Regions from separate parts of the Mus musculus genome. Here region 2 is linked to region 1. Evidence: chromatin loops called from intact Hi-C (ENCODE). Cell type or tissue: heart. All regions are shown on one strand. Links, peaks and the distances in the headings refer to the core of each region. The heading gives the core; the rest is flanking DNA. Region 1 has its middle 88 kb from the start of Gm40448. Region 2 has its middle 16 kb from the start of Fam181b.

What was found. Peaks named below come from ENCODE experiments on the same cell type or tissue, not always from the same donor. Only the 100,000 strongest peaks of a DNase experiment are listed, where the experiment ranks them.
Region 2: it touches region 1 in a loop (13-fold over the local background); 24 of 42 quality-filtered maps call a loop at or near these places.

The regions. Positions count from the first base shown.
Region 1 is chr7:92,956,853-92,973,316 of GRCm38, reverse strand. No RefSeq gene overlaps it. Among named protein-coding and RNA genes, the nearest start is that of Gm40448, 88 kb to the right of the region's middle. In heart, for the core only: CTCF peaks have their summits at 5,752 (motif pointing left) and 8,024 (motif pointing right); a DNase peak (open chromatin) is centred at 13,336; H3K27me3 peaks cover 4 bases.
Region 2 is chr7:93,087,315-93,103,778 of GRCm38, reverse strand. No RefSeq gene overlaps it. Among named protein-coding and RNA genes, the nearest start is that of Fam181b, 16 kb to the right of the region's middle. In heart, for the core only: CTCF peaks have their summits at 7,928 (motif pointing right) and 9,809; a DNase peak (open chromatin) is centred at 9,898; H3K4me3 peaks cover 461 bases; H3K27ac peaks cover 319 bases; H3K27me3 peaks cover 228 bases.

The DNA of each region.
Region 1 (16,464 bases), core at 5,513-13,512:
TGTGGGAATGGATTTTAAGGGTGTGGGATAAGGGTGGAAGGAACATAAAACTAGAGCAGGCTGAGTTTATTGACATGGGTCCTCTGAGTAGAGATTCTAGGTTTAATACGGAAGCTCGCATAGTTAAAAAAGGTGTCAAAAGTTTGTTTGAATGGTTGGCTGAGGTGTTTATCAAAAGATGGCCTACTGGAAATGACTTGGAGATGCCTGATATTCCATGGCTTAGTGTTGATGAAGGGATTTTAAGACTTAGGGAAATTGCAATGCTAGAGTGGATATATTGTGTAAAGCATAATTGTCCACAATGGGAAGGTCCAGAAGATATGCCTTTCACCAGCTCTATAAGACGCAAATTGGTGAGAGGGGCACCAGCACATTTGAAGGGTTTTGTTCTTTCCCTTTTCCTTGTGCCAGATCTTAGCATTGGAGATGCTTCTGCTCAATTAGATGAATTAAATTCACTGGGTTTAGTTGGATTCCGAGGTAACAAGGGCCAGGTGGCAGCATTGAATCGCCCGAGACAAGGTGATTCTAGTTATTATAATGGACAGCATAGACAAAAGAATGTTTATAATAACATACCCAGTAATGGTCAGCACAGGAGAGGTGAAATTTATAATGGCATGACTCGGTTGGACCTTTGGTACTGGCTAACCAATCATGGTGTTTCCAGGAATGAAATACATAGGAAGCCTACTGCATATTTGTTTGATCTGTATAAGCAGAAAAATTCTCAAACAAATGAAAGAAAGGCTACATTAGATCGTGGTAAACAGCCAAATGAAAGAAAGGCTACATTAGATCGTGGTAAACAGCAATCTCGGCCAGTGAATCAATTTCCAGACTTGAGACAGTTTGCAGATCCGGAACCCCTTGAATGAAGGGGTGGCCAGGTTCCTCTGAGGAAGGATCTTGATAAGACACTCAAAGGTTTTGCTGTTACCCTTTCTCCAGTTCTTCCCCAGAGGGACCTACGGCCTTTTACAAGGGTAACTGTACACTGGGGAAAAGGAAATAATCAGACTTTTCGGGGTCTGCTGGATACTGGTTCTGAGTTGACACTGATCCCAGGGGATCCCAAGAAACATTGTGGCCCTCCAGTTAAAGTAGGGGCTTATGGAGGGCAGGTGATTAATGGAGTTTTGACTGATGTCCGACTCACGGTAGGTCCAGTAGGTCCCCGGACACATCCTGTGGTGATTTCCCCAGTTCCAGAATGTATAATTGGGATAGATATACTCAGAAATTGGCAGAATTCTCATATTGGTTCCCTGAACTGTAGAGTGAGGGCTATTATGGTTGGAAAGGCCAAATGGAAGCCTTTAGAGTTGCCTCTGCCAAAGAAAATAGTGAATCAAAAACAGTATCGTATTCCTGGAGGAATTGCAGAAATTACTGCCACTATCAAGGACTTGAAAGATGCAGGGGTGGTGGTTCCCACCACATCTCCATTTAACTCTCCTATCTGGCCAGTGCAGAAAACAGATGGATCATGGAGAATGACAGTTGATTACCGAAAACTAAATCAGGTAGTAACTCCAATTGCAGCTGCTGTACCAGATGTAGTTTCCTTACTTGAGCAAATTAACACATCTCCTGGCACCTGGTATGCGGCTATTGATCTGGCAAATGCCTTCTTCTCGGTACCTGTCCATAAGGACCACCAGAAGCAATTTGCTTTCAGTTGGCAAGGCCAACAGTATACCTTCACAGTTTTGCCTCAAGGATATATTAACTCTCCTGCCCTGTGTCATAATTTAGTTAGAAGGGATCTTGATCGTTTGGATCTTCCACAAAATATCACATTGGTGCACTATATTGATGACATTATGCTGATTGGACCAAGTGAGCAGGAAGTAGCAACCACTTTGGACTCATTGGTAACACATATGCGTATCAGAGGATGGGAAATAAATCCAACCAAAATTCAAGGACCATCTACCTCAGTGAAATTCTTAGGAGTCCAGTGGTGTGGGGCATGCAGAGATATTCCTTCTAAGGTGAAAGATAAGTTATTGCACCTGGCCCCTCCTACAACCAAGAAAGAAGCACAACGTTTAGTGGGTCTATTTGGATTCTGGAGACAACACATCCCTCACTTGGGTGTGTTACTTAGGCCTATTTACCAAGTGACTCGGAAAGCTGCTAGCTTTGTGTGGGGCCTGGAACAGGAGAAGGCCCTTCAACAGGTCCAGGCTGCTGTGCAGGCTGCTCTACCACTTGGACCATATGACCCAGCAGATCCGATGGTACTTGAGGTGTCTGTGGCTGATAGAGATGCTGTTTGGAGCCTCTGGCAGGCCCCTGTAGGTGAATCACAGAAAAGGCCTTTGGGATTTTGGAGCAAAGCTCTACCATCATCTGCAGACAACTATTCTCCCTTTGAAAAACAGCTCTTGGCCTGCTATTGGGCCTTAGTGGAAACTGAACGTCTGACAATAGGACACCAAGTCACTATGCGACCTGAACTACCCATCATGAGCTGGGTACTATCAGACCCTGCAAGTCATAAAGTGGGACGTGCACAGCAGCAGTCTATTATCAAATGGAAGTGGTATATACGTGATCGGGCCAGAGCAGGTCCTGAAGGCACAAGCAAGTTACATGAAGAAGTTGCTCAAATGCCTATGGTTTCTACTCCTGTTACAATGCCATCTGCTGCCAAGCATGCACCTATAGCCTCATGGGGTGTTCCCTATGATCAACTGACCGAAGAGGAGAAGACTAGAGCCTGGTTTACTGATGGCTCTGCACGTTATGCAGGCACCACCCAGAAGTGGACAGCTGCAGCATTACAACCCCTTTCTGGGACAACCTTGAAAGACACAGGTGAAGGGAAATCTTCACAGTGGGCAGAACTTCGGGCAGTACACATGGTATTACAGTTTGTTTGCAAGAAGAAATGGCCAGATGTACGATTATACACTGACTCATGGGCTGTAGCCAATGGATTGGCTGGATGGTCAGGGACTTGGAAAGATCACAATTGGAAAATTGGTGAGAAAGACATCTGGGGAAGAAGTATGTGGATAGATCTCTCCAAATGGGCAAAGGATGTGAAGATATTTGTGTCCCATGTAAATGCTCACCAAAAGGTGACTTCAGCTGAGGAGGAGTTCAATAATCAAGTGGATAAGATGACCCGTTCTGTGGACAATCAGCCTCTCTCCCCAGCCATCCCTGTCATTGCTCAATGGGCACATGAACAAAGTGGCCATGGTGGTCGAGATGGAGGTTATGCTTGGGCTCAGCAACATGGGCTTCCACTCACCAAGGCTGACCTGGCTACAGCTGCTGCTGATTGCCAGATCTGCCAACAGCAGAAACCAACACTGAGCCCCAGATATGGCACCATTCCTCGAGGTGACCAGCCAGCAACCTGGTGGCAGGTTGACTACATTGGACCACTTCCTTCGTGGAAAGGACAGCGTTTTGTTCTTACTGGAGTAGATACTTATTCTGGTTATGGATTTGCCTTTCCTGCACGTAATGCCTCTGCTAAAACCACCATTCACGGACTGACAGAATGCCTCATCTATCGTCATGGTATTCCACACAGTATTGCTTCTGACCAAGGAACTCATTTCACAGCCAGAGAAGTACGACAGTGGGCTCACGATCATGGAATTCACTGGTCTTACCACATTCCCCATCATCCTGAAGCAGCTGGGCTGATAGAAAGATGGAATGGCCTTTTGAAGACGCAGTTACAGCGCCAATTAGGTGGTAACAGCTTGGAAGGCTGGGGCAGAGTTCTTCAGAAGGCAGTATATGCTTTGAATCAGCGCTCGATATATGGTACAGTTTCACCCATAGCCAGGATTCATGGGTCCAGGAATCAAGGGGTGGAAAACGGAATAGTTCCACTTACTATCACTCCTAGTGACCCTCTAGGAAAATTTTTGCTTCCTGTCCCCATAACTCTAGGTTCTGCTGGCTTAGAAGTTTTGGCTCCAGAGAGGGGAGTGCTCCTACCAGGAGCTACAACAAACATTTCATTGAACTGGAAGCTCAGACTTCCCCCTGGTCATTTTGGGCTTCTAATGCCCTTAAACCAACAGGCTAAAAAAGGAATAACAGTGTTAGGAGGGGTGATAGATCCAGATTACCATGGGGAAATTGGATTACCTCTTCACAATGGTGGTAAGCAAGATTATGTCTGGAGTGCAGGAGATCCCTTAGGGCGTCTCTTAGTACTACCATGTCCTGTGATTAAAGTCAATGGGAAACTACAACAGCCTAATCCAAGCAGGATGACAAAGGACGCAGACCCATCAGGAATGAAGGTATGGGTCAATCCTCCAGGAAAAGAGCCAAGACCTGCTGAGGTGCTGGCTGAAGGTGAAGGAAATACAGAATGGGTAGTAGAGGAAGGTAGTTATAAATACCAATTAAGGCCACGTAACCAGTTGCAGAAACGAGGATTATAAAGTAATATGAATGCCCATTGTAAATTTACTAATGCGTTTGCGATTGTACGAGGGATAGTTATATCATGTTAGGCGTATTTACAACCTTGTTATTGTTTCATGTGAACATGAGATATTATTTGTGTCAAGTTGACAAGGGGTGGATTGTAGTGGCTATTCCTGGTTGTCAACTTGACAATATTTGGAATGAACTACAATTCGGAATTGGAAGGCTCACCAGTGACCCTTATCTGGAGGCTTGGAGATCCTTATCTGGATCTTGGTTTGAAGATCTTGAGCCATAGTGGCTATGGATTCCAGAAGATTGAATCTCCGAGTTTAAGGAACACACCTTTAATCTGGGCTACTCCTTTCATCTGGGATTAAAGGTGTGGTGGAACACACCTTTAATCTGGGCTACACCTTTTGCTGGAGACAATATAAGGACATTGGAAGAAGGGAGTCTAGCTCTTGCTCTTGCTCCTTCGCCTGCTTGCTGCGTGAGACTGAGTAACTGCTAGATCCTTGGACTTCCATTCACAGCTGCGACTGAACCATTGTTGGGAATTGGGCTGCCGACTGTAAGTCATCAATAAATTCCTTTATTATCTAGAGACTATCCATAAGTTCTGTGACTCTAGAGAACCCTGACTAATACACCCAGTCTAAAGGCTTCAAACGTGAAAGCAGGGGCTGTTATATGCCACAGTAAATACAAGTCAGGAAAAGCCAGAGGAAAATCTCCCACCTAGAATCCCACAGGCTTCTGGAACTTAGGGAGCAGAGGTAGACAGACACACCCAGGCTCTCCAGCTCCTGACCATCAGCCTGAACTGTTGAGACTTTGAGAGGAAAGAGAAAGAAATGTGCCTTTGCTAGAAGGAAAGCCAGTGAGGGAATTGACAGGCATGAACTTGAATCTCTGCTGGCTGTAAGGCCAGGCGCGTCCCTTAACCTCTAAGTCCAGAGCCTTCTATATAGAGTCAGGATGGTAGCATATCATGCAGAGAATCGCTGGAGGACAGAGAAAGTGAGCTGAAAGCATCAAGTTCCTGGTTATGTTAAGCGTCCAATAAATGTGCGTTCTCTCCACACCAGGAGCGGGTACCCAAGATGTGCGAGAGATGTAAAGCTCTTCAGAGAAATTTGGGAGTTGTTCTTACAGCGTCAAAGGCTCCTACACTCTAAAGCACCTGGGTACTAAAGAACTAGAGATACGCTGTGGAATATCCTTTGCACCACATGAATTTCCAGCATCCTCTTGGGTCCTTCCCATACAGAACTGAGTTTTCAGTACCCAGTGCTCAGACACACAGGTGACAGTGTGCCCTCTGCTGTCTAGACTAAGACACACACTTCACTTTCCAAGGCCTCTGGGCAACTGTAGAAATCACAGCAGGGAAAGGGCTACAGAAGCCACCTCTCTGATCTGCTTGTTCTAAGGCTTTGGCCAAGGTCGACAGAGGAGAAACTTCTAATCATTTGACTTAATGAAATAAGAAAAGTTGGTTATGATATTGTCAAATCCTCACAGGCATGGCCTGGGAAAAGAAGTACACTCTGGGCATGCACAACAGTTCTTTCTAAAATACGGAGAGAGAGAGATTCAAAAGATGCTTCCTGCTTCACGATATGGAAATGTGGAAAGGACTACGGGTGGGAAGTACAGGAAGGAGCAGGGACAATCTGCAAATAAAATCTACAATGGCAAAGATACATGTTTGCATTTTCTTCCTGATCAAGAATGAAGTATACATCCAGAAATAATATGATATCTATTAAGCATAGTGGGTGACAATTTGGGGCTTTGAAGATGAGAAGGAACACAGAGAAACTGCTCAGTGCTCTCAACCACCTGGCCATCTCTAGTCAGAATTGGTGCTTTGGTGTCCCCAAAGCTAAAAGAGGGCCAGAGAACACATAGCTTCTCATTTATTTCCACTGTAAGGCCTTTTAAGGACTTGCTTTGTTACTTTCCCTTCATTCTCCCGTACATAAATAAATAAATAAATAAATAAATAAATAAATAAAGGATGTGAGAACTTTAGGGATCAAACAGCCACAGAGGAATCAATACCCCCAGATGATCATGTGGCAGTGATGGGGAATAACAAAACTGTCCATAAGGAAAATGACTCCAAGAAGCTGGAACCACCCTTCCCTTCTCTTCACCAGCAACCCCAGAGATCTAGTTTCTTCTGCTTCCTTGCTTGTTTCATTGTGTTTGCATTTTGAGAAGTAATCTTGAGGCCTCAAACATGATTAGCCTAAGCTCTCCAATAAGTTGCACACCCTTGTCTACTTTGACAAGGAAGGTGGAGATTCCTCAGTTACCCTGCAACTGAAATCATCCCTCTATGTAATGATGCCTTATTTTTCACACATCCTTTTCCCTTGACTCATCAGGATACAGACTAGTACGCTCTTCTGTCCTAATCTTGAGGAGACACAAAGAAGCATTTGTGAAAGAGAAATTGACAAAAAGAGGAAAGAAGAATATAAGTATAAGAATAGGAAAGGGGCTGGGCAGTGGTGGCGCACACCTTTAATCCCAGCACGTGGGAAGAAGAGGCAGGTGGATTTCTGGGTTTGAGGCCAGCCTGGTCTACAGAGTGAGTTCCAGGACAGCCAGGGCTACACAGATTAACCCTGTCTCGGAAAAGAAGAAGAAGGAGAAGAAGGAGAAGAAGAAGGGAAGAGAAAGAAGGAGGAGGAGGATAAGGAAGGAAGGAAGGAAGGAAGGAAGGAAGGAAGGAAGGAAGGAAGGAAGGAAGGAAGGAAGGGAAAGAGGAGGAGGAGGAAGAAGAGGGGGAGGAGGAGAAAGAAGAAGGGGAGGAGGAGGAGGAGGAGGGGGAGGAGGAGGAGGAGGAGGAGGAAAGGATTGGTGAGTTGGCTCAGCGGTTAAGAGCACTGGCTGCTCTTGCTGAGGTCCTGAGTACAATTCGCAGCAACTATATGGTGGCTTACATCCTCCTATATAATGAATAGTTAGCTTGAAAGGCAAGATGAAAAGAGCTACCACAGTGCCCATATAAGACAAATATTGTATTAATAAACATAAAATGAATACAGTCCAACAAGACTGTTTCCTTCATTTTTCTGAGGATATGATCGTCATTAATATTATATTTCTCATATGTTCATAAATACGCTGTAATTTAGCAATTAGAGATTGAGAAAATTGGAGATGTGGTTGTGAACTCAATAGTAGCACACTTGAGAAAACACTGTCTGGTGGGTAGTGGATTTGAACACTTTTCTATTACTCTCAGGTTACTGAAGTGCACAGAAATCTCCTATGGCAAAAGACTGGGACACCGAGGAAGAATTTCATTCGAAGTTGACAAAATTTTGTGAAGGCAAATTATTCTCTGCTAATAAAACAGAGTTGCCCATCCTTGGAACACCTAAAACATTGCAACAGCCAAAAATTGTGTGTTCAGTCACACAGAAGTTAACAGTTCCATCTGAAAAAGATTCTAGAGTCTCAGTTTGCTAAATAACTCTGGTAATCAATTGAATTCCCATGGCTTCAAGAAGGTTGAACCACTGTACCTCTCAAGTAGCTTGGCTATGAGCAAATACATAAATGGCAACAATTTTTATACCACCAGAGGGCACTGTTGTATAAACTGTGAAGTGAGAACATGTAGTCTGCTTTGCTTTTAATTTATGAATCATAAAATTTTCCAATATACTTTATGCTTTAAATTTTTATTAGCATACATACATTATATAAACTGATGGTATCTGAAAGAGAGACAGACAGAGACAGAGGAGTAGATACAACCTAGAGAGTTGGCTGGGAAAAGAAATTTTGATTGAGAAAATACTCCATCAGATTGCCTGTAGGCAAATGTGTCAGCCATTTTCTTGATTAATGATTGATGTAAGAGAGCCCACCACATTGTGCCACTCCTGGGCAATCAGTCCTGGGTGGTATAAGAAAGCAGGCAGAGAGAGCAAGCAATGGAGGGCAGGATAGTAAGCATTTTTCTTCCATGGTTTCTGCCTCCAGGTTTCTTCCTTGGCTTCCTTTATGGATGGTTATCTGGAATAGCAAACCAAGTAAACCCATTCCGCCTCGAGTTTCTTTTGGTCATGGTCCATATTGCAGTTATGGAAAGTAAACCAAGACAGGTTGATCTCACGTAACACTGACTATACTCACACCTTCCCACCACCTCCTCCTGCTCGCCTGTTCCTCCTGTTCCTTTCCCTAAGTAATCCCACTCTCCTGTATGTATCATCTACATCTAGGCTCTACATAATGGGGAAACCTGTAAAAGTTTCTGTCTTTCTCGGTCCGATTTATTTCACTTAACATGGTGAGTTCCATCCAGTTCCATCCACTTTCCAGAAAATGGCATAGTTTCGTACTTCTTCTTCTTTTTTTTTTAAATTTTATTTATTAGGTATTTTCTGTATTTACATTTCCAATGCTATCCCAAAAGTCCCCCAATACCCTCTCCCCCACTCCCCTACCCACCCACTCCCATTTCTTGGCCCTGGCGTTCCCCTGTACTGGGGCATATAAAGCTTGCAAGACCAATGGGCCTCTTTTTCCAATGATGGCCGACTAGGCCATCTTCTGATACATATGCAGCTAGAGACACGAGCTCCGGGGAGTACTGGTTAGTTCATATTGTTGTTCCACCTATAGGGTGGCAGAGCCCAGTTTTGTACTTCTTTATGCCTGAATAAAAGCTCCACTTTGGATGGATAACACATTTTCCTCATCCATTTATCTGTTGATAGCCAAGTAGACTGATTGCATACCTTAGCTGTTCTGAGCACTGCTACAATGAGCAGGTTATACAGGAATCTCTGTAGCATGCACACTTTGGGTGTGTTCCTAGTATGTCTAGATCATAGAGTAGCTCCTTATTTAGTTACTCTAGGGGCCTCTATATATTTTCCATAGTAACTGTAGTAATTCACACGCCTCTCAGAATTGGATAGCCCCACCCTAATCCTTGTGAATGGCGGCTGATGCTCATTTGTTTTCTTGGCAGTAGCAGTCCTGTTGGAATGAGATGGAATCTAAGTGTGGTTATCAGTTACATTTCCCAGAGACTAAGACCCTTGGTTGTTGGTTTTTTGGTTTTTTGGTTTTGTTTTGTTTTTTGTTTTGTTTTTGTTGTTGTTTTTGCCACAAACCATCTCAACCGGGTATGAGGGTCCCTGGGACGAGGGTCCTGAAAGGCTGAGTGGGTAAGGATTCGGCGGTGACAAACAGAAACAAACACAAAGGCAGTTTGAATCTGAGTGTATTTTGCAGCTCTCAAGCAAGGGTTTTTATACATTAAAAAAAAAGTATTAAAACTCTTAGAAGATGTGTCCAGTAAAGCAATCATGAATATCATCATTGTCATTTGGTACAGTAAAGCACAAAACTCATCCAAATATTACAACTCTGAGAAGATGTATGCACTGGGGCAGTCATCCAAAATGTGGGGCATATTTCCAAGAACAGGTTAGTAGATATTTATGGTCACTTATTGTTTAACATCTAATGCCTGATTTTTTTTTGTAAATCTTCAAAGCATTAATTTAAACTATTTTAATTATTTTTATTTAAGGCTTTCTTTACCATATACCAAAGCCTACTTCTGATGACACACTTGAAGCCATATGGAATTATGTTGTTGGGAAAGTTTTTGTCTACCATAATACTATTATGCAATTTTGTAAATGATTTATGAAGTAAAACACTGGTTTCCTGGAGATGAGGTCATGGCTAGTGACCCATTCTCAAGGGATGATTTCTTATCTATTTCTCTCGATTAAGATCTTATCCTAGGCTATCAGGAACATGTAAATAAGAAAAGGAATAAAAGAAAGTAAAACAGATAAATCGCCATGAGAACTATGGCTCAATATTTTGTTCTGGCTAAGAGCTCCACAACTGGTTCCAGGAGGCCTCTTTCTTTTGAAGTTTTCACCTCAGTCTGTGGAACTTGTCACACAGATTCTACTGGGGTTGGTGTGGCAGTTCTTATTGCTGCATGAATGTAATATTTCCTCTCAACCTTGATTTGCATTCTGATAACCCTTTCTTATGTTTGACCTGGTCTATTGGTGATGCATTCCATTGTGGTTTCTTTTTAATTTTTAATCCCTGTTTATTCACTCATTCATTTATTCCAGAATCCTAATCCCTTGAAGAATTTTATGACATGTTCTTTAATATCTCACCTATGTTGCTGACTTTGTCATCCATTCTGACTTAACTTTGGTGGGGAATTTTCTTATTTCATTCAGCAGCATAAGTCCTCTGCAAAGTTGTGGACCATTATAAAATTTTTAATTCTTTGACTTTTGTTTTGTTTTGTTTTGAATATTCAGAAGTTGTGAGCTTTTGGAGGTGTCCTATTGGCCTCCTTCTTCATATTTTCTTGTTGTTGTTGTTGTTTTGTTTCTAACTTGTGATTTTTGCGAGTGTTAAATGTCTTTCAGGGGCTTTCTGGGGTTTTGCATGTAGTTTTGCACTCTACCCACCTGTACTCCAGAAGGTGATCTCACAACCAGCCCACTCCCAGCTCCCCTTGAATCCCCAGATAAAAGACACAAACATGCTGTTGTTCAATTTCAATTTGCCTTCTTGGCACAATTGCTGGGTGCTACTATCTCCTGCCTAGAAAAGTATGCCCTTACTAATATCTTATCTCCATCTCTCCTACCTGCCCTATTCTTCAGTTGCTCTACTGCCCTGAATACCCACCTGTAAGAGTGGCCTGTGCAGCCCCTCTGTTTTGATGTCTCACATAGTTGCCCAGTTCTCCTCTCTCCAAGGCATAGCATACTCTCCTCTCCTCCTTTGTGTCTCCCTGACTTCCTCCCAGGACCCGGAAGTCCTGCCTGTACCTTCTGCCCAGCAATTGGCCCAAGGCTTTCTTTTTTGACAGATCAAGAACCAATTAGGGAATAGGACCTTAATATCAGCACTGCCCCCTACAGTTTTCCCCTCCCCTATTTGACTGTTCTGTCTTATGTAGGTCTTCTTAAAATATATTTCCCTTCTCTTGGACTTGGCTATGATCCTCACCACCTTTTTTTTAGAGAAGAGAAGCAGAGAGCAGGAACAAAAAAACAATGAATCGACAGCTGAGCTGGAGATGGCAAAGCTATTGTCGCCTAACAGATGGGATTTCAAACAAAAACTAGAAGAGATAAAGAAGAGTCATGGCATATTAATAAAGGGAGTAACTCATCAAGAACATATTGAACAATTGAAAATATATGCACAAAATATTGAAGTTGTCAACTTCATAAAACAAACACCAATGAGCATATAATATTTAGGTTATGATACATAATAGTAAGTGACTTGAATAATGCTCTTCATTTCCATATAAGACCTCCAAACTAAAACTCAACAGAGATTTCAAAGTTAAATAACACCATGGATAAATTGGACATAACAGATATCTACAGAATATCTTACCCAACTTATAAAGAATGTACATTCTTCTCAGCAGCCCATGGAACTATCTCTAAAACACCCAAAAATAAAGCCTCTACAACAAGCCTTAACAAGTAAGTACAAAAAAGACCTAAAATAAATTCCTATCAGGTAATAATGAAATAAAACAGAGAACCAACAGCTAGAGAAAGTACACAAATACTTGGAGACTGGAAAAAACACTTTTATTTTTTAAGACCAACAGCTCAAGAGGCTGGCTTCAGGCTTGTTCTGTAGCTGAGAGTGACCTCATGCTGATCTTCTTCTATCTCTTAAGCGCAGGGGTTGTATAGGCATGTGACATCACACCCGGGAACAACACACTCTCAAAGTGGGCCAATACAAAAGTTGGGAGCAAATTAAAAATTCCTAGAATCAACTGAAAAATCAAAATTAGAGTTTCTCAGACCATCTGAGATTCAACTAATGCAGTTTTACAAGGTAATTGTATAGCTGTAAGTCTTTAAAGACTGCATGTATCTCAAGCTCTTAAGAAAACAAAAACAAGTCAAATACAAAATAACATGTAGCAAGATATAAAAAATACCAGGTCTGAAATTTATGCAATAGAGAAAAATGTATAGAATTAATTAAATAAAAATTTGACTACTTGAAAACAATAAAAACTAGCAATCTCTAGCCAAACTAACCAAAATAAAGGGCAAAAAATACCCACATTAATAATATTTAAGATTTTAAAAGTGATGTATGAAGATGATTAGGAGGATACTCTAGAAGGAGTGAGTAAAGTTAGGCACAAGTGACCTACCAAAATTAAATCAGGAATATAAACAACCTAAGCAGATCCATCACAAGCAATGACATTGAAAAGGCAATGATAAACAGTCTTCCCCAGAGAAGAGCCAAGGACAAAATGCATTCACATAGTCCACATACTGATTCCATGGGATGACTCCAGAATTACGAGCACCTACTACTCTTACAAAGAGCCCTGGTTCTGTTCCTAGCACACACATGGGGGCTCACAACCACCTATAAGTCCATTTCCAGGGGATCCAACATGTCTTTCTTGCCTCCATAGGCTCCTGCATGCAAGCACTGTCCTCTGACCTCTATGGATGTATTCCTTCTCATACAAATAGACACGTATACATATCTCTTAGACATTGCATTGGTTTTATTGCATTGAAGAACAATTTTTAAACATCCTGCCTATAAAAAGTACACTTTACGGAGTGCCCACATGAGCATAATCCAAAATAGGAAGCCACTGAGGAAAGTAAAGTCTAAGTTGTCCCCCTTAGGAACTCCAGCATCAAATTTTCCATACTGAGTTCCGTGTAAAGTGGCCCCAGGGATTTCATATTATTATCTTAAAATCTACAGACAGCTCATTGTTTAAAACATTGTACATTAAGCACTTTAGTAAGGGAAAGGACAGCCTCAGCTGAAACCAAAACAGAACAATAACAATAAGTTCAAACAAGCAGCCAAGTGGTTTCCTTGGATTGTCTTTAGTTGCTTTTGGCACCACATCAACATCTCGGATAAGAACCACCTGAAGCTAATAGGATGCACACACAAATAACAGCCAGTGGTCACGTGGCTTCACTGGATATACATTTCATGAGTAACCACCATGAGACCAGTGGTAAAAGTGCAAGAATGAGCAAGCTACATGCATAAGGCTTTTGCAGGCCTAGGGATATAGTGACAGAACACATAAAACAGACAATAAACAAAGACACCAAATTACTGTTGTCTGGGTTTCATTCTGGTGGGGTTACAGGAGCAGCACTAATTTTGATAGTATGGTTGCAGAAGAGATTTTTCTTAGAGGAAGCAATAGAAAACTAAACTTTTATACACTATATATTGACCACAGTTTCCCCTCCACCACTCAGTATCACTTTCTTTTTTCTTCTTTTTCTTATTAGATATTTTCTTTATATACATTTCAAATGCTATCCCTAAAGTTCCCTATACCCTTCCCCCCACCCTGCTCCCCTACCCACCCACTCCCACTTTCTTGGCCTGGCATTCCCTTGTACTGGAGCATATAAAGTTTGCAATACCAAGGGGCCTCTTTTCTATGTGAAGCATTTCTGCATTCTTTGTGCTCCAATGTCGATCTCTGTTCCACTGCAGAGCTGTTTGTTTGTATTTTCGCACTGTATCTATCTACATATACACGTCTTGTATCAGCTAACCTGTTATCAAATCTGAGACCGAAAGAACCTTATATAAGTCTAAAAATCTGTGGATCCATTTATTTTCTGCTTCCATATGAATTTTTAGACTTTTTTTTCAATTTCCTGGAAGAATTTCTCGGAATTTTGATGGAAATTGCATACACTGAATCTGTAGATTGCTTTTGGTAGGATGGTCATTTTGACAATATTAACTCTACTGATCCATGTGCATGGGAGATCTCCACAGCTTGTAGTGTCAGCTTCAATTTCTTTCTTCAGCATTTTAAAATTTTTGTTGTACAGGTCCCTCACTTCCTTGATTAAGTTTATTGAAATCAATAGTATTTTTTTAGGCTATTGTAAATGGGATTGTTGTTCTGGTTTCTTCCTCTGCCCCACTCAGACTGACTGTCTTTAGTACATAGGAAGGCTACAGATTTTGTTAATTAATTTGTTAATTTTGTTGTATGTTAATTTAGTATCCTCCTACTTTATCAGCTCTAGGAGTTTCTTTGTGGAGTTTTAAGATCTTGTGTAATTAATGGGACTGCAATTGGTACAGTCAATATGGCAATCAGTGTTGCAGTTCCTAGGATAACTAGAAACAGATCTGCCATATGACCCAGCTATACTACTCCTGGATATATACCCAAAGAGTTTTATTTCCTACAACAGAGACAACATGATCAATCATGTTCATAGCTGCTCTAGTCACAATATATAGGACACGGAAACAGTCTAGATGTCAATGACTTGATGAATGGATTGTGAAAGCATGGTGCCTACGTAATGGAACTATATTCAGCTATAAAGAAAAACAAAATTTGCAGGTAAATGGATAGGGGTGAAAAACATTGTACCCAGTGAGATAACACAAACACAGAAAGATAAACATCCATGTTCTCACTCATATGTAGATCTTAGTGTTGAACCCTTAGATGTGTGCATTTAACTTGTAGTACCACTAAAACCAGGGATCTAGAAAAGGACCATTCATGGGGGGAGGGGAGAGAAAGACTATAAGGGAGCAGGGATAGAAAAACTAGGTTGATATAAAGAGGAAAGAGAGAATAATGGTAAGTGAAGTGTAGGTGGGGAAGGGGATGGGAACATAGGGCAAAGAGGGGGGTAGGATGAAAAACTAACACTAAAGATGATTGGAAATCTATTTTGTAAGTTTAATGTGTGAGAGTACGCATGTGTGTCTGTCTTTGAGTGTGTGTGTGTGTGTGTGTGTGTGTGTGTGTGTTTTAGTGTGTGTGTGTGTGTGTGTGTGTGTGTGTGTGTGTATGTGTGTAAGAGAACAGAGAAGGATGTTTAATTGGAGTTTCTGAACAAAGGGGGGTAATATTAATCCCAGAATCCATAGATTATCAAACATAAAGCAAAAAGTTCAATTTCTCCCCGTGTTGTTGGTAATAGATGTTTCAGGAGCCTGTACTGCTTGGCTTTTGTCAATTTGACAAACTTAGTCATATCTGGGAAGAGGGAATCTTTTTTTTTTTAATTAGGTATTTTCTTCATTTACATTTCAAATGCTATTCCAAAAGTTCCCCATACCCTGCCCCCCCTCCCCTACCCACCCACTCCCATTTCTTGACCCTGGCGTTCCCCTGTACTAAGGCATATAAAGTTTGCAAGACTAAGGGGCCTCTCTTCCCAATGATGGCCAACTAGGCCATCTTCTGATACATATGCAGCTAGAGACATGAGCTCCGGGGGTACTGGTTAGTTCATATTGTTGTTCCACCTATAGGGTTACAGACCCCTTTAGCTCCTTGGGTACTTTCTCTAGCTCCTCCATTGGGAGCCCTGTAATCCATCCAATAGCTGACTGTGAGCATCCACTTCTGTATTTGCTAGGCCCCGGCATCGTCTCACAGGAGACAGCTATATCTGGGTCCTTTCAGCAAAATCTTGCTGGTGTATGCAATAGTGTCAGCATTTGGAGGCTGATTATGGGATGGAAAGTCTCTAGATGGTCCATCCTTTCATCTCAGCTCCAAACTTTGTCTCTGTAACTCCTTCCATGGGTGTTTTGTTCCCAATTCTAAGAAGGGGCAAAGTGTCCACTTTGGTCTTCATTCTTCTTGAGTTTCATGTGTTTTGCAAATTGTATCTTGTATCTTGGGTATTCTAAGGGAAGAGGGAATATTAATTGGAAAAATATGCCTTCACAAGATTGGCCTATAGGCACGCCTATAGGGCATTTTCTTGATTAATTTTTAAAGTTTAAGAGCCCCACCCACTATGGGTGGCACCACACATAGGGAGGTGGTCCTGGGTTCTATTAAAAAAAAATGCCAGCTGAGTGAACCATGAGAAGCAGGCCAGTAAGCAGCACTCCTCCATGGCTTCTGCATCAGTGCCTGCTTCCATATTCCTGCCCTCTTGAGTTCCTATCTTGACTTCCCTCAGTGATAGACTGTTACCTAGA
Region 2 (16,464 bases), core at 3,867-11,866, 130 kb before region 1:
CTTCTTATACTCTCTCCAAATATCACATGTCCTCCACTGGTCTTGCCTCACCACATGTCTTGCCACAACACATGTGTGTGTCACCTATCATCACTCTGCCAATCAGCCCAAGTGCCCAGAAGCAGCAAGAAGCCATGGCACACCACCAGAAGTTTTTGATGCTTTTATATCTAAGGAGTCCCAACAAATGGAACTCAACTACATAATGTAAGGTGGACCAATGCATGCATGTTGTTAGGGAAGAATCCTTCATCATGTGTTCTTTCACTTCTCCTCTGAGAGAGTCTGGCCTCCCTTGGGTGTCACCTCACCTGGTACTTTAAGTCTCTGCCAGGTTAGGCACACCCACTCCCACTGAGGAGAGACAAGGCAGCCCAACTAGAAGAACATATTCCACATACTGGCAATAGCTTTTGGGATAGCCCCCTGCTCCAGTTGTTCAGGAACCACATGAAGACCAAGCTGCACACCTGATACATATGTGCTGGAGGACTAGGTTCAGCCCATGTATGTTCTTTGGTTGGTGACTCAGTCTCAGAGAGCCCCAAGGGTTAGTTGACTGTGTTGGTCTTCCTGAGGAGTTCCTATTCCCTCAGGAGCCCACAATCCTTCTTCCTAGTCTTCTTCCATAAGAGTCCCCATGTTCCATCCAACGTTTGGCTGTTGGTGTCTTCATCTGTCTGAGTCAGCTGCTGGATGAAGCACTTCAGAAGCCAGCATGCTAAGCTCCTGTCTGCAAACATAACAAAGTATTATAAATTTCAGGGATTGATGCTTGCCCATGGGATGGGTCTCAAGTTAGATCCATCTAACTTGGTTGGCCATCCCTTGTGCCTACAGTTCTTATAGACAGGATAAATTTAAGGTGGAAAGTTTTGTGTGTGGGTTTGTGCCCCTACCGCTCCACTGGGGTTCTTGCCTCAATACAGGAGGTAGCATCTTCAAGTTCCATATCCTCAATGTTGAGAGTCACAGCTAAGTTCACCTCCCATTGATTCTTGGGCACCTCCCTTTTCCCAGGTCACTGTCTTGTTCTCAAGATGTGCTCCCCACCCTGGTGAGTTGCAGATTTTCATTCATTCTTGTGGCCATCTGGCCATCTGTCCTGTCCTTCCCCACAGATGATCCTGAATCCCTCATTCCCCTACCCAAACCCTCTCCGTCCAAGTTCCCTCCCTCCATTTGCCTCTAATGACTATTTTATTCCCCCTTCTAAGTGAAATTCAAGCATCCTTACTTGTGCCTTCCTTCTTGTTTAGCTTTTCTGCATCTGTGGAGTGTAGCATGGGTATCCTTTACTTTATGGCTAATAATCTCTTATAATAGAGTACATACCATGCATGTCCTTTGGGGACTGGGTTACCTCACTCAGGATGATATTGTCAAGCTCCATCCATTTTCCCACAAAACTCATGGTATCTTTGTTTTTAGTAGCCAAGTACTATTCCATTGTGTAGATGTACCACATTTCCTTTATCCATTCTTCAGCTGGTTGTTTCCAGCTATTATTAATAAACTTATATAAACATAGCTAAGCAAGTGTCTTTGTGGGATGGTGGAATACCTTTTGGGTATATGCCCAGGAGTGGTGTAGCTGAGTCTTCAGGTAGAACTCTTCCCAGTTTTCTGAGAAACCCTCAAATTGATTTCCAAACAGGTTATACAAGTTTGCACTAACACCAGCAATGGAGGAATGTTCCCCTTGCCCCACATCCTCACTAGCATTTGCTGTCACTTGAGTTATTGATCTTAGCCATTCTGATGGGTGTAAGATGGAACCTCACAGATGCTTTGATTTGCATTTTCCTGATGACTAAGGACACTGAACATTTCTGTTTCTCGGCCATTCAAGATTCCTTTGTTGAGAATTCTCTGTTTAGCGCTATAACCTATTTTTTAATTGGGTTATTTGGTTTGTTGGTGTCTAACTTCTTGAGTTCTTTGTAAATTTTGAATATTAGCCCTCTGTCAGATGTAGGGTTAGTGAAGATCATTTCCCAACCTGTAGGCTGCCATTTTGTCCCAGTGACAGTATCCTTTGCCTTACAGAAACTTTGAATTTTCCTGAGGTCCCATTTATCATTGTTGATCTTAGAGCCTGAGCCATTGGTTTTCTGTTCAGGAAATTGCTTCTGTACCAATTCATTCAAGGCTATTTCCCACCTCTCTTCTATGAGATTTAGTGTATCTGGTTTTATGTTATGGTCCTTGATCCACTGGGACTTGAGTTTTGTGAAGGATGATAAATGGGGATCTATTTGTATTCTTCTACATGTAGACATCCAGTTAGACCAGCACCATTTGTTGAACATATGCCTTTTTTTTCCCACTGTATGGTTTTGGCTTCTTTATCAAAAATCAAGTGTCCATAGATTAATGGGTTTATTTCTGGGTCTCTGATTCAAATCCATTGATCAATGTGCCTGTTTCCATACCATTACCAAGCAGTTTTTGTCACTATTGCTCTGTAGTACAATTTGAAATCAGGAATGGTGATATCACCAGAAGTTATTTTATTGTTCAGGATTGTTTTTTGTCTATCCTGGGATATTTTGATTTTCCATATGAAGTTGAGAATTTCTCTTTCAAGGTCTATAAAAATGTATTGGAATTTTTATGGGGATTGGACTGAACCTATAGATTACTTTTGGTAAGATGACCATTTTCATATGTTAGTCTTATCTATGCACAAGCATAGGAGATCTTTCCATCTTCTGATATCTTCTAAAAGTTATTTCTTCAGGGGCTTAAAATTCTTGTCATCTTTCATGTGCTTGGTTAGAGTTACACCAAGATATTTTATATTATTCATGGCTATTGTGTCCCTAATTTCTTTCTCAGCCCCTTTACCATTTGTATAAAAGAGGGCTACTGATTTTTTTTTTAGTTAATTTTGTATCCAACCATTTTGCTGAAGGTGTTTATCAACTGTAGGAGTCCTCTGGCAGAATTTTTGGAGTCACTTATGTATGCTATCTTATCATCTGTAATACTTTGACTTTTTCTTTTCCAATTTCTATCCCCTCGATCTCCTTTAGTTTCCTCATTCCTTTGGCTAGAATTTCAAGTATTATATTGAGTAGATAGGGAGAGAGTGGGCAGCCTTGTCCCTGATTTTAGTAGAATTTCTTGAAGGTTCTCTACATTTAGTTTGATGTTGGCTACTGGCTTGCTGTATATTGCTTTGATTATGCTTATGTATGTGCTTTGTATCTTTGATCTCTCTAATGCTTTTAACATGAAGGTGTGTTGGATTTTGTCAAAGGCTTTTTTAGCCTCTAATGATCATATGATTTTTTTTTCAGTTTGTTTATATAATGGATTATGTTGATGGATTTTTGTATATTGAACCATCCCTCCATCCCTAGGATGAAGTCAACTTGATCATGGTGGAGGATGTCTTTGATGTGTTCCTGGATTTTGTTTGTGAGTATTTTATTGAGTTTTTTGCATAAAGATTCATAAGAAAAGGAAGTCTGAAGTTCTTTTCATTTGTTGAGTCTTTGTGTCTTATAGGTATCCGGGTGATTACAGCTTCATAGAATGAGTTTGGCAATGTTCCTCCTGATTCTATTTTGTGGAATAGTTTGAGGAGTATTGATATTAGCTCTTTTTTGAAAATGTGGTAGAATTCTCCACTAAAAACACTTGGCCCTGGGCTTTCTTTTAGTTGGGAGACTTTTAATGACTGCTTCTATTTCCTTAGGGATTTTAGGGCTGTTTAAATGGTTTATCTGATCTTGATTTAACTTTGGGTAAGTGGTATCTGTCTAGAAAATAGTCCATTTAGTTAAGATTTTCAAATTTTGTAGCATGCAGGCTTTTGAAGTAGGACCTAATGATTCTTTGAATTCCCTCAGGGTATATTCTTATGTCTCCCTTTTCATTTCTGATTTTGTTTATTTGGATTCTGTCTTTCTGTCTTTTGGTTAGTTTGGCTAAGGATTTGTCTATCTTATTAATTTTCTCAAGAAAACAGCTCTTGGGTTACTTAATTCTTTGTATTGTTTTTTGTTTGTCTCTAATTTATTGATTTCAGCCCTGGGTTTGATTATTCCCTTCCATCTACTCCTTTTAAGTGTGTTTGTTTCTTTTTGTTCTAGAGCTTTCAGGTGTGCTGTTAAATTGCTAGTATGAGATCTCTCCAATTCCTTTATGAAGGTACTTAGAGCTATGAACTTTCATCTTAGCAGTGCTTTCATTGTGTCCCATAAGTTTAGGAATATTAAACCTTCATTTTCATTTGAATTCTAGAAATTCTTTAATTTATTTCCTCCCATCAGGACAGTGGTCATTCAGTAGAAAGTTGTTTAGTTTTCATGAGTTTGTGAGCTGTTATTTTTATTGTTATTGAATTCTGGCTTTAATCTATGGTAGTCTGATAAGATACACAATGTTAGTTCAATGTTGTTACATCTTTTGAGGCTTGCTTTGTGGCTGAGAATATGGTCAATATTTGAAAAGGTTCTATGGGGTGCTAAGAAGGTATGTTCTTTTGTGCTTGAGTGAAATGTTCTATAGATATCTGTTAGTCCCATTTGATTCATAATCTCTGTTAATTTCATTATTTCTCTGTTTAGTTTTGGTCTCAATGACTTGAACATCAGTGAGAGCCTTTGGGTATTGAAGTCTCCCCCTATTAACATTTGGGGTTCAATGTGCGATTTAAGCTTTAATAATGTTTCTTTTTACAGATATGGCTGCTCTTGCATTTGGGGCACAGATTTCAGAATTGAAGCATTATCTTGGTGAATTTTTTCCTTTAATGAAAATGTGTCCTTTTCCATCTCGTTTGATTAAAATTCATTAAATGTCTATTTTATCAGATATTAGAATGGCTATTCCTGCTTGCTTCTTAGGTTGGTTTGCTTTAAAAAAAATTCCAGTTCTTCATTCTGAGATAATGTCTATTTTTCTTGCTGAGGTGTGTTTCTTGTATGTAGCAAAATGAAGGATGATGTTTTCTCATCCATTCTCATCATTAGTCTGTGTATTTTTATTGGGGAATTGAGTTCGTTAATATTGAGAGATATTAAATGACCAGCATTTTGCTCATGTGAGGTTATTTATTTCCTATGTTTTCTTGCATGTAGTTACCCTCCTTCAGTTGGATTTTCCTTATAGTTTCTGTGGGGCTAAATTTGTGTCTAGATATTGTTTAAATTTGGTTTTATTATGAATTATCTTGTTTTCTTCACCTATGGTGATTGAAAATTTTGTTTGGTATTGTAATCTGGGATGACATGTTTTTGGTGTCTTAGAGTCTGCAAGATATCAACTCAGACCCTTCTGACTTTTACAGTACCTGCTAAGAAGTAAGGTGTAATTTTGATAGGTCTGCTACTATATGTTATTTGGCCTTTTTCCCTTGCAACTTTTAATATTCTTTCCTCAATATGCACATTTAGAGCTTTTATTATTATGTAGTAGGAGGAATTTCTTTCCTGGTCCAATCTATTTAGTGTTTTGTAATATATATGAAAAACCTTCTCCTATGATTTTATTGAAAATATTTTCTAGGCCTTGTATCTGGGAATCTTCTCCTTCTATTCCTATTATTCTTAGGCTTGGTCTTTTCATAGTGTCCCAGATTTCTTGGATGCTTTATGCCATGAACTTTTTAGATTTAGCATTTTCTTTGATAGATGTATTAATTTCTTCCATCATATCTTCTATGCTAGAGATTTTCTTTTCCATCTCTTGTATTTTTGTTGTTGTTGTTGTTGTTGTTGTTGTTTTACTGTAGTTTCTGTTCTCTTCACTAGGTTTTTCATCTCCAGGATTCCCTCATTTTTGTTTTCTTCATTGCTTCTATTTCTATTTTTAGTTCTTGAGCAATTTTATGCATTTCCTTCAACTGTTTGATTGTATTTTCCTGTATTTCTTTAACTTAATCATTTCCTTTTTTGAGGCTTCTATCTTTACAAGATTAGATTTAAGGTCCTCTTCTTGTGTGTCTGCTGAGGTAGGACATCCAGGACTTGCTGTGACAAATCCACAGGATTTAAGACTTTCTTTTGTACATTTCATACACAAATAACTATTAGAACACAATGCTAGAAGATGACACAAATACACCCAAACATACATCAACCCAAGATCTCAGAAACGTCCGTGGAACTGAGGGTCCCTGAAAACAGTACACTGTTGCTTCGTGGAAGTCTCTTTTTGACCCCCACTTTTAACTTAATCAGCACTGGTTCAGGCAACTCTAGCTGCTGTAACAAATAAACACAAAAGACATGATAGGTCGAAGCCTATAGATTCTTGGTATCTTTAAAGTCCAAAGTATTCTTCCCTGGCAGGCAGCTCTCATCTAAGAAGTTGGAGACTGTGATTGTTGCCTTTATATTGCTGTGACCTCAATAACTGAGAAACAGACTCAGAGAGGAAAGATTGGTTTTGGCTCTCTGTTCCAATGGAGTCGTTCATTACAAGTGGGGAAGGCAAGGCAGTGAGAGCATGTGTTATGCCCCGACTCTGCAGGAAACCCAGGAGAACTCAGGAAGTGCAGAGTCTGCTGCAGGTGGGCATGGAAGTCTTTTTATCGAAAATGAGTCAGACTCGGATCGCAAACCTTCCCACAGTGCAGGATAGAGTGTGCCCCCAAGCTCGGGTGTCTTAACACTTATATATGGTGTAGTTAGAAATTCCTTGAATGCTTAGGGTGAAGGGGAGGGAAGGCGGGTGAGGTAAGTCATAACTCAGACAGGATACCATTTGGTAGGGTGGAACTGTGAAACTGAGAGGGGGATTAAAGATTGTCTTTTGGGGGGCTATCAGGAACTAGTTCTCCCCACCACCTTTGTTTTTGTTTTGTTTTGTTTTGTTTTTTGCTTTTTTAATTTGGTTTTTGGTTTTTCGAGACAGGGTTTCTTTGTATAGCCCTGGCTGTCCTGGAACTCACTTTGTAGACCAGGCAGCTGGCCATAACTATCTGTGACCTCTGATTACCTCTTTTCTATGATTTAAGCATGAGACCCTAATCTCCTTTCTTCAAGGATAGGCACCAGCTGCAGCTGATTATCTAGGAGAATGCAAGCCTTGATGCCACTGAAACTGAGGAGATTTTGTCATTTGTCTTACTTAGGTTGGCACCCATGGCTCCTTGAGTCCTCTCTGAGCGGCCAGATGTGGAAAGAACCCCCACGTTTGCTGCAAGGCTGGAGAAGGGGCAGAGGTGGGCAAAAGCAGAGCTTCTGAGGGAAAGCACAGAGGCTAACCTCGGAAGCAAACCTCACCACGCTTGCTGGGGGAGAGCCTAAGGGGTAGTGGGACTTCTGCAGGACAGTGCAGAAACAAGCCACCTCTGCACTTCACAAGCAACAAAAAGAAACCAAAGAAGGAAAGATGGGGGTCCAGACCATCGTTTATTTTAATCGTCCAAGCCCCACTCATAGTGGCTTACTTCTTTCAGCTATTCCCTGCCTCCTAAAAGCTCCATGACATCCCAAAATAGTGTCAACCAGCAAGGAGCTCAACCACTCAAAATATGAGTCTGTGGGGAGATATTTTAAATGCAAACAAGAAAACGAATACCTCCCACCTTGTGGCTCCAACTTTTAGACATGAATTCTATGCCTGCTGTAAAAACCACAGAAGAAAGAGCCTGGTGGGTGGGAAGAAGCAGAGCTGTATGTTGTCCAGACCTGCAGTGCAAGTGTCGCCCCCACTCATTTGTCACCTCAACTAGGATACACCAACGTGGTCCCGCACAAACCAGGGTCTCGGGAGGCCGAGATCCGAAGACTGAGATTAAAAGAAGAGAATTTGGACAACTGCATCAATCCTTGCTTAGTGGTTTCCAGGGAAAAAATTTATTTAGCAACTAAAGGGAAAAAAAAAAAAAAAGCAATCACAAAACAAACATGCAACATGTGTGTCTTATCCAAACCAAGACACCAGAGACTAGATGGAGTCATTTTCTTGCGAGACCACAAGGTGGCTCTGTAGGGCTTCAGAGTCTCGAGGTTTTGCTCAGCGGTCCTTTGCAGTGAAGCAAGATTAAAAGGATTTTCCAGTGGTCTAAGCAAAGATATAAACGGCCCTATTCTTCTAAACCTGGCTCAAAGAATTGATCTGGGCCTGCCTCCACCTCGAGGAGATTAATAACTGGAAAAAAAGAGAAGTCAGTGAGGTTAAGCTGAGCATGGAGGTGTCCGCTGAGAGCAGCCCCTGTGTGTGGAAAGTCTGGCCGCACCTCCAGCTCTGCCCTAGAGTGCTCAGTGGCGCATAGCCTTTTGCTACCTCTGTTTCATTTCCTGTGGAATGGATGCATAAGGCTACTTAAATTTAATGCGTTTCTCCAGCTTCTCCAGGTGTTTTCACAAGCATCCTCTGCTCTAGGATAAATAAAATAAAATAGAGGTGGAGGATCCAGAGGGTAAGACAGTAAGCAGGCACTCCAGTGTGCCTCTGCAAGAAACGTATGGGCGGAACACTAGTGTTAGTGCTGTGTTCTCCAAGTGGTTCAGCTACAGAAGACAGGGGATGAGCTAAGGGCTCTTTGTCCAGCATTCTCACATTGTGTTAATGAAACACACAGAGAGAACTGAAAATAGGATTCTTATTCCCAAGATGGGATCTAGCTCTAAACTTCTACCTCAGCTATTGCAAATCAAAAGTACACTCATGGAGAGCTGAAGAGAGGGCTCAGGTGCTCTTCCAGGAGACCTGAATTTGATTCCCGGCACTTATATGTTAGCTCTCAACTATTTGTAACTCCAGCTCCAGAAGACCTGGCCCCATCTTCTCACCTCAGCTGGCAATGAATGGACGCAAAACACTCAGACACAAAATAAAATAAAATAAAATAAAATAAAATAAAATAAAATAAATCTAAAACCGGATTTTAAAATCACTCAGAAGAAATGCACAGTCATATAGTTAGGTGTGGCTAATTAGGCAATAGCATGCAAATCTCTTTTTTCCATTAATTTATTAATTCACTTTACATACCAATCACAGTCCCCTCCCTTCCTCCCAGTCCTTCCCCCTCACACAACCCCTCCCCTGTCCCCTATCTCCAATCCTCCATCCCTCTTCGCCTTCACCTCTGAGAAGAGAGAAATCTCTCCTGGGGAGCCAGCTCATCTGGATACCTCAAGTCAGACAGCGTTAGAGTATATCCTCTCCCACTGAGTCCAGACAAGACCGCCCAGTTAGGGGAGCAGGATCTGCAGGCAGACAACAGAGTCGGGGGAAGACCTCAGTTCTATGTTGGGGGACTCATAGGATGCAAATCTTTGGCTTCAGACAAAGTAGAAATAAATTCACAGTTAAAATGTATCTTTAGGTCTGGAAATAGAACCTGATGGTAGAGTGCTTGCTTGGCACATGTAAGGCCCTAAGTGCCCCAAAAGCAGGCAGGGTGGCGACGGTAGAGGGTAGAGGGTAGAGGGGGGAGCGGGTGTATTTTATTCCCTATGTGATTTCCAGATCCTGTGATATTTACCAATGCCTTGCACGTAACATAAGCAGACCGCGTTAGAAGCTAGAAGTAATACCAGATCTTGGGGGCCTATTCTTCGCCTAATGCTTAACAATAACTCTACATATATGATTTTTTTTTTCATCCTCACACTGATCCTGAAATCAGGGAACAGTTTAACACCTCCTTCCAGGTGATACTTGACAGAGTTAGAAATTCTGCAAAGTGGCATCAGCAGGGAAGAGCAGAAACTGAGCCCGGCAGTGGTCCACTGCAGTGTGGCCGCACACGTTTGTACACAGATACCACAGCTGCTGCTGCTACTAAGTTACTTCCCACTGCTGTCTAAACTCACTCTGCACTTGGTGTGTGGCAACCTACAGGCTGATAGGGGAGCCCTCTCTGCACAGACTCTCAGAGAGGATAATAATTGAAGCCGTGCTGCCTCACTTCCTGTTTCCTCCCCACCATTGTGCGGACAAGAATGGCTTTTCTTACAATGTTCTGGCAGCTACCCATGACCGGGGTCTGTGCCAATACGATTCAGATTCCATCTGTGTTCTGGGCTAGTGTTCAAACGTGTCCTGAGTCTCTCTGGGCCACTTTATTCCTCCCGCACTGCTTTGAAATCCTGTCGTTAAGGATAGAATTAAGAGATCGAATTCTGAGCAGCACTGGGCACCCAGAACTTGGAAGCCCTGAGACTCCAAGCATAAAGCTGACCACCCAGAATCCAGTCCTGGGGGGGGGGGGCTGCTCGCTCCAAAGGGGCCAGACAGAGACTTCTAGCTTGCTGGGAGGGGTGCCTCATTCCTGCCCAACAGCCCCAGCCCTTTGTGTGGGCTTTGTTTTGTCTTCTAGGGCAAAAGCTCATCCCTCTGCCACTCCTTTACAAGCCAGCTCATCTGAAGGGACCAGTTAGTCACGGATTCCAAGTCATTAAGGAGAGACAGCACGTTTTAGTAGCAGAGCTTCCCTCGGACTTTTAAATCCTAAAAGGACTACCACATGGCATCTAGTTCTTCCTCCCTGGATGCGGTGGGGAGGGACTGGGAAGTTCAAGACTCTTTTTGAGCTTTCTGATCGAGCCTCTTTGGACATCGGCAGCACTCATAATACTCACTGTTCAAAGCTGATCTTTATAGAACACTGGGCACTTGGTCTGTGGAACTAAGGCAGTTCCAATTCACTGTGGTGTCATCATTGTCATTTGACAGAACATGGAGTTCTAGTCTAGTCTAGCTATGCCCAAGGACGTACCTCTGTGGAATCCGGTGGTTACAGGATAGCTAGTGAGGAAACAGAAATATCATGAGATAGCTTTTAAAGGCGTCTCCCTCATCTCCAGAGACCTGTGCTGGTTAGCACTCAATTTTCAACATGACTGGCTAGACATCTACATCAACATTCAGATCCTGTACTGGCTATTTTTGTGTCAACTTGACACAGCTGGAGTTATCACAGAGAAAGGAGCTGAGGAAATGCCTCCATGAGATCCAACTGTAAGGCATTTTCTCAATTAGTGATCAAGGGGGAAAGGCCCCTTGTGGGTGGGACCATCTCTGGGCTGGTAGTCTTGGTTCTATAAGAGAGCAGGCTGAGCAAGCCAGGGGAAGCAAGCCAATAAAGAACATCCCTCCATGGTTTGTGCATCAGCTCCTACTTTCTGACCTGCTTGAGTTCCAGTCCTGACTTCCTTTGATGATGAACAGCAGTATGGAAGTGTAAGCTGAATAAACCCTTTCCTCCCCAGCTTGCTTCTTGGTCATGATGTTTGTGCAGGAATAGAAACCCTGACTAAGGCAGATCCCTTTACCAGAGTAGCTACACACACACACACACACACACACACACACACACACACACACACACACACCAGTAGAGGACTCAGTAATAATCGATGACAGGCTCAGGCTCTGGTTGTCAGAAACAGGAAGTAAAGTGCAATGACCTAGGACCAAGGAACCTGGTAACCCAGGGAAAAGATTTAAGAGAAAAATCAGATGACACAATTAGACCCTAGAAATAAAGAAGACTACTAGGGGTTCTGGGTCTTTGTTGTGTCAGGTTCCAGAATCTATCCTGGCCCAATACACCTTAGGTATGGAGGCAGACTGTTTGCCCACAGGACATGCAGACCCTCTTAGCAAAGAAAGTCGCAGCATTAGCAGGTTGCTTTGCTGGGTATGGCAAGTTTACCAAGATGATTCACTGGCCACCACTAGCTGTGGAATTACTTTTCATGATTTCTATGAAACTACTATTTAAGAGGCTGTTTCTTGGGTAACTAAGGCTGTTTCTTGGGTAACTAAGGCGAGAGTTAGGAAACAGATATCATGTGGCTTTAAACAGAGCCTCCCTCATCTCCAGAATCCCGTGCTGGTTAATGCTCAGTTTTCAGCAGAACTGGTCAGACATTTGTAAGAACTATATTTCCCATTCTGAGAAACTTGGCAAGCAGAATTGCTACAAAGAGCTACTGAACTATGCAAAAGTTGAAACTCCCTGTGATCTGTGGGTTAGTAAGGATCCCCTCAGTGGCTGTTTTATGTCTCTTTGTGCCCAGCCTGCACAGTATAGCAAAAGAGCCTTTCCAAGCACACGATTCTGTGGATGGGAAAAGGAAATTTACCAGCACATACTCACTTTCCCGAACATCTAAACTTACGTATTTATTAGCTTAAAACACATACAAATCACATACTTGGTTACTGTTGGGTCAGGTGGGTAACTTCCTCTCTTATACCTGCACTTGATTCTTTCAAGTGAATCAATAAACAACTTTGCTTCACCCTGATTCATTCTGAAAATCTTTCCTATGGCACATATCAAGGACCTGGGTGTGCCTTCAGGATTAGAGTTCCCTGAAGCCCCGATCCCCATGCTGGCAATGCTGCATTGCAGTTGTATAACAATAACTAGGAAGTCATGGCCTGAATCTCACCTTCCACTCGTTTCATTGACTTCTATTTTAGTTAGGGTTTTATTGATGCGAAGAGACACCATGACCACAGCAACTGTGGGAAAACATTGCATTGGGGCTGGCTTGAAGTTTCGGAGCTTTAGTCCATTATTTTCCTTGGAAGATGCATGGCAGCATGCAGGTGGATACAGAGCTGGAGAAGGAGCCATAGGCAGCAGAAAGACACTGCCCCACTAGACCTAGGTTAAGCATATGAGAGCTCAAAGTCCACCTCCACAGTGACCCACTTCCTCCAACAAAGTTACACACACTCCAACAAGGCCCCATTTCTTAATAGTGCCACTCTTTATGGACCTATGGGAGCCATTTTTACTCAAATCACCGCTATGCATGATCATGATTCTACACAATCCAGTGATTCATGACAAGCAGTGATGATAGCACACTTACCAGACTGCCCACCCAAATTCTAGGATCCCTTGACTGGAACCTCCCGATTCCCTCCTTTGGGTTATGTAAGTGTTTGGGGTATATACTCCAACAAGGCTCTGAAACACTCTTAGGAGAAGGAAAGACATTGAGGGACAGATACTGAAGTAGATTTGGTGAAGCTTAAATGGTTAATTAATTGAACATAATAGAAACAAGTCTTTGAAACTTCAGGAATTGTTCTCACAGATAAGTATATTAATCTCTGGCCCCAAGTGCCTGCTCCCTAGGTTCTGATTTGTATATCTTTTATGTAGGTAGAGCAAAGGAATTTTCCTGATCAGTGTGAACTGATTTATGTCTATTTATTCCTGAATATTAGCAAGATTACTTACAGTTTATAAGTTGACATTACTACTACTAACTACTAACTACTACTACTACTACTACTACTAACTACTACTACTACTACTACATTTGTTTTTTTACAGTCCAGTCATTGCTCCACTCCAGGTCCACCCTCCCACAGTTCCTCATGCCATTTCTCCTTTCCCCATCTCCAAGAAGATGTTCTCCCCACCCCCACCAGACCTCCCGTCTTCCTGGGGCCTCATGTCTCTTGACTGTTAGGTGCATCTTCTCTCACTGAGGCCAGACCAGGCATTTTTCTGCTTTATGGGGGCGGGGGTGGGGGAGGTTCTGACCAGCTCCTGTATGCTGCCTGGTTGGTGGCTCAGTTGTCTGAGAGATCTCGGGAGTCCTGGTTAGTTGAGACTGCTGGTCTTCCTGTGGTGTTGTCTTCCAGCCTTTCCTTAATTCAACCACATGGGTCCTCAGCTTCTGTCCATTATCTAGATGTAAGTATCTGCTTCTGTCTCAGTCAACTGCTTGTTGAGACTCTCAAAGAGCAGCCATGTTACACTCCTGTCTGTAAGCACACTATAAGCACCGGTAATAGTGTGAGGCCTTGGAATCTTCCCTTGATCTGGATCCCTAATTGGGCCTGTCACTGGACTGCCTTTCTCTCAGGCTTTTCTCCATTTTTGTCCCTGTAGTCTTTTAGACAGGAACAGTTCTGGGTCAGAGTTTTTTGACTGTGGGATGTCAAACCTATCCCTCCACTTGATGCTCTCTTTCTACTGGAAGTGGACTCTATGAGTTCCCTCTCTCCACTGTTGGGCATTACATCTAAGGTCCTTCCCTTTGAGTGCTGAGAGCCTCTCACCTCCCACTTCCCAAGGTTGCATATCTCCATCCATTCTGCTGGCCCTCAGGGCTTTTCTACTGTTTCCACCCCCATACCTGACCATGTTTCCCTTTTCTCCCCCCCCCCCCACTTTGATTTGGATCTAGCTCAAGTCAATCTTTCAGCATTGGACAAACTCTGTCACTACATAAAAAAAATGCAGATGGGAGAGTGGTTTAACTTGTAAAATGGTAGTATGAAACTAAATTTATGCTCAGAAGACAAGTGCCCTGTTGAATAAACAGAACTGGCCTGGTTACAGGAGCAAGAAGTTAGTTCCTGCCTCACACTGGCCAAGTGGGACCAACTGCATCAAATCTCTGCAAATGACTGCTATACTCATCCTCTCTTCTCCATAGGGTGTATGACCATCCTTGAACTTTCAGCTGCACTCTAGGCATATTCCTTTTTCCATCTTTCCCATCATCACACCCTTAGCACTTAGCAGTAACTACTCTCAGAAGGTGGCTTAATAAACTTGTGAAAGATGAAAGAGAGACAGTACAGTACAGCTCTTTGACGTTTCCATAACACATTTCATCAGATGATGATCCTGGGACCTCATTCATACCTTACCCGACCTTCAAAACCTATTATTCTGGCCTAGAATTATGAATTAGTATCCCATCTCTCTCACTAAGTTGCAAGCCACTGAAGTTATAAGGAGCATCATTCTCATCTGCTCAGCTTCATGCCTGAAACACAAAGGAAGGCACATGGACACTCTAAATGACCTTTGAATGAATAAATAAATTAATGCTTTATGGATGACTCTCCTCACCTCATCAGAAACACTCTATCTGCAAGGAATCCTTTAAACATACACCAGAGAGTGTGCCCAGATTTTACATGTCGTAAGGAGCATCCTTGTGCAAAGACATAAAGGGAGAGCCTTGGGGTCTGAGAATTATTTATTCCTATTTTCTACTCTGAGAAAAACAAGTTATTTTTACATCATTAGAAAGAAAGAAAGAAAGAAAGAAAGAAAGAAAGAAAGAAAGAAAGAAAGAAAGAAAGAAAGGAAGGAAGAAAGGAAGGAAGAAAGAAAGAAAGAAGAAGGAGGGAAGGAAGGAAGGAGGGAGGGAGGGAGGGAGGGAGGGAGGAAGGAAGGAAGGAAGGAAGGAAGGAAGGAAGGAAGGAAGAAAAGAAAGAAAGAAAGAAAGAAAGAAAGAAAGAAAGAAAGAAAGAAAGAAAGAAAGAAAGAAAGAAAGAAAGAAGGAGAACTATAATGTTTTTAACTCCACTGATTTTGAAGTTAACTAAAACATTTATGAAAAAATGGAAGTTCTTGTATGGTAGGATTAATACAAATTATCCATCTTGATTCTGCCAATGCTCAGAGTTTATTATGCCTAGTGTAAAATGAAATAAATGTAACATGGTTGCACAAATCTGTTGTAAGCACAAGAACTTACATGGTGCAATAACCAGGATTAATATTTACTTGTCGAGTCATCATGATCTGCATTTCCCAGTTTCTCTAAAGGTTTTTTATCAACACACATAAAATTGAGTGACTTGAAATCATAGAAATGTATTGTTCTGAATGCTGTAAATCTGAACTTAAGGTTTGGGAATAGCCATGCTCTCTAACTGCTCCATGGTTTCCAGTGTCTGGTGTTGGCTAGTCATCCTTGGTGTTTCTTCATTAGTAGATGCATCACTCCACACACATTGTTGTACTGTCCCTGTCTCTTCAACACCTCTCTCTCTCTCTCTCTCTCTCTCTCTCTCTCTCTCTCTCTCTCTCTCTCTCTCTGTTTGTGTGTGTGTGTGTGTGTGTGTGTGTGTGTGTGCAAATTTCCCTTTCATACATTACACAAGTCATAGTGGGTGAGCTTCTACCCTAATGGTCTCATTTTATGCTTGTGTCTATGTTAATACCTGATATCCAATAGAGGCAGATTCTGAGCCCCTGGGTCTTATTTCTTCAACGTATCTTTTAAGGGATAATTTTTGCATTTATACCCATAAAATTTTCATTGCTAATTAGTGGATGGAAGTAGATTCCCCTTATTAGATGTGTGGTCATTTGTTTCCTTTTTCATTCCTGTCATTCTTTCCCACTTTCTCCACTAGTACCAAAGCCTATGGGGAAATGAATATTATATACATCTTGAAAGACATTTCTAGAAACAGTATCTTTTGAAAAATGAAACTATTCATATCATTCACTTATCAGCTAACCTTTCTTTGTGGCATTTCTTTGCTTATTTTTGATATATTCTTCATTCCCACATTGACAAGGGGCAAAGTAGTCCATATGCTTGTGTCAAAGGTACACCTCTCAACTTCAAATTCGCTGTAGGAAGAGAAGAGCTTCTTATTTGATGAAATATCAGAGGAAGGTTCTGTCCACACCATACAGATAAGGCAAATAATTAAAAGCATATCACCAATATCCCTTCTGCCTGCTACAAATGTGCTGCTCCAGAA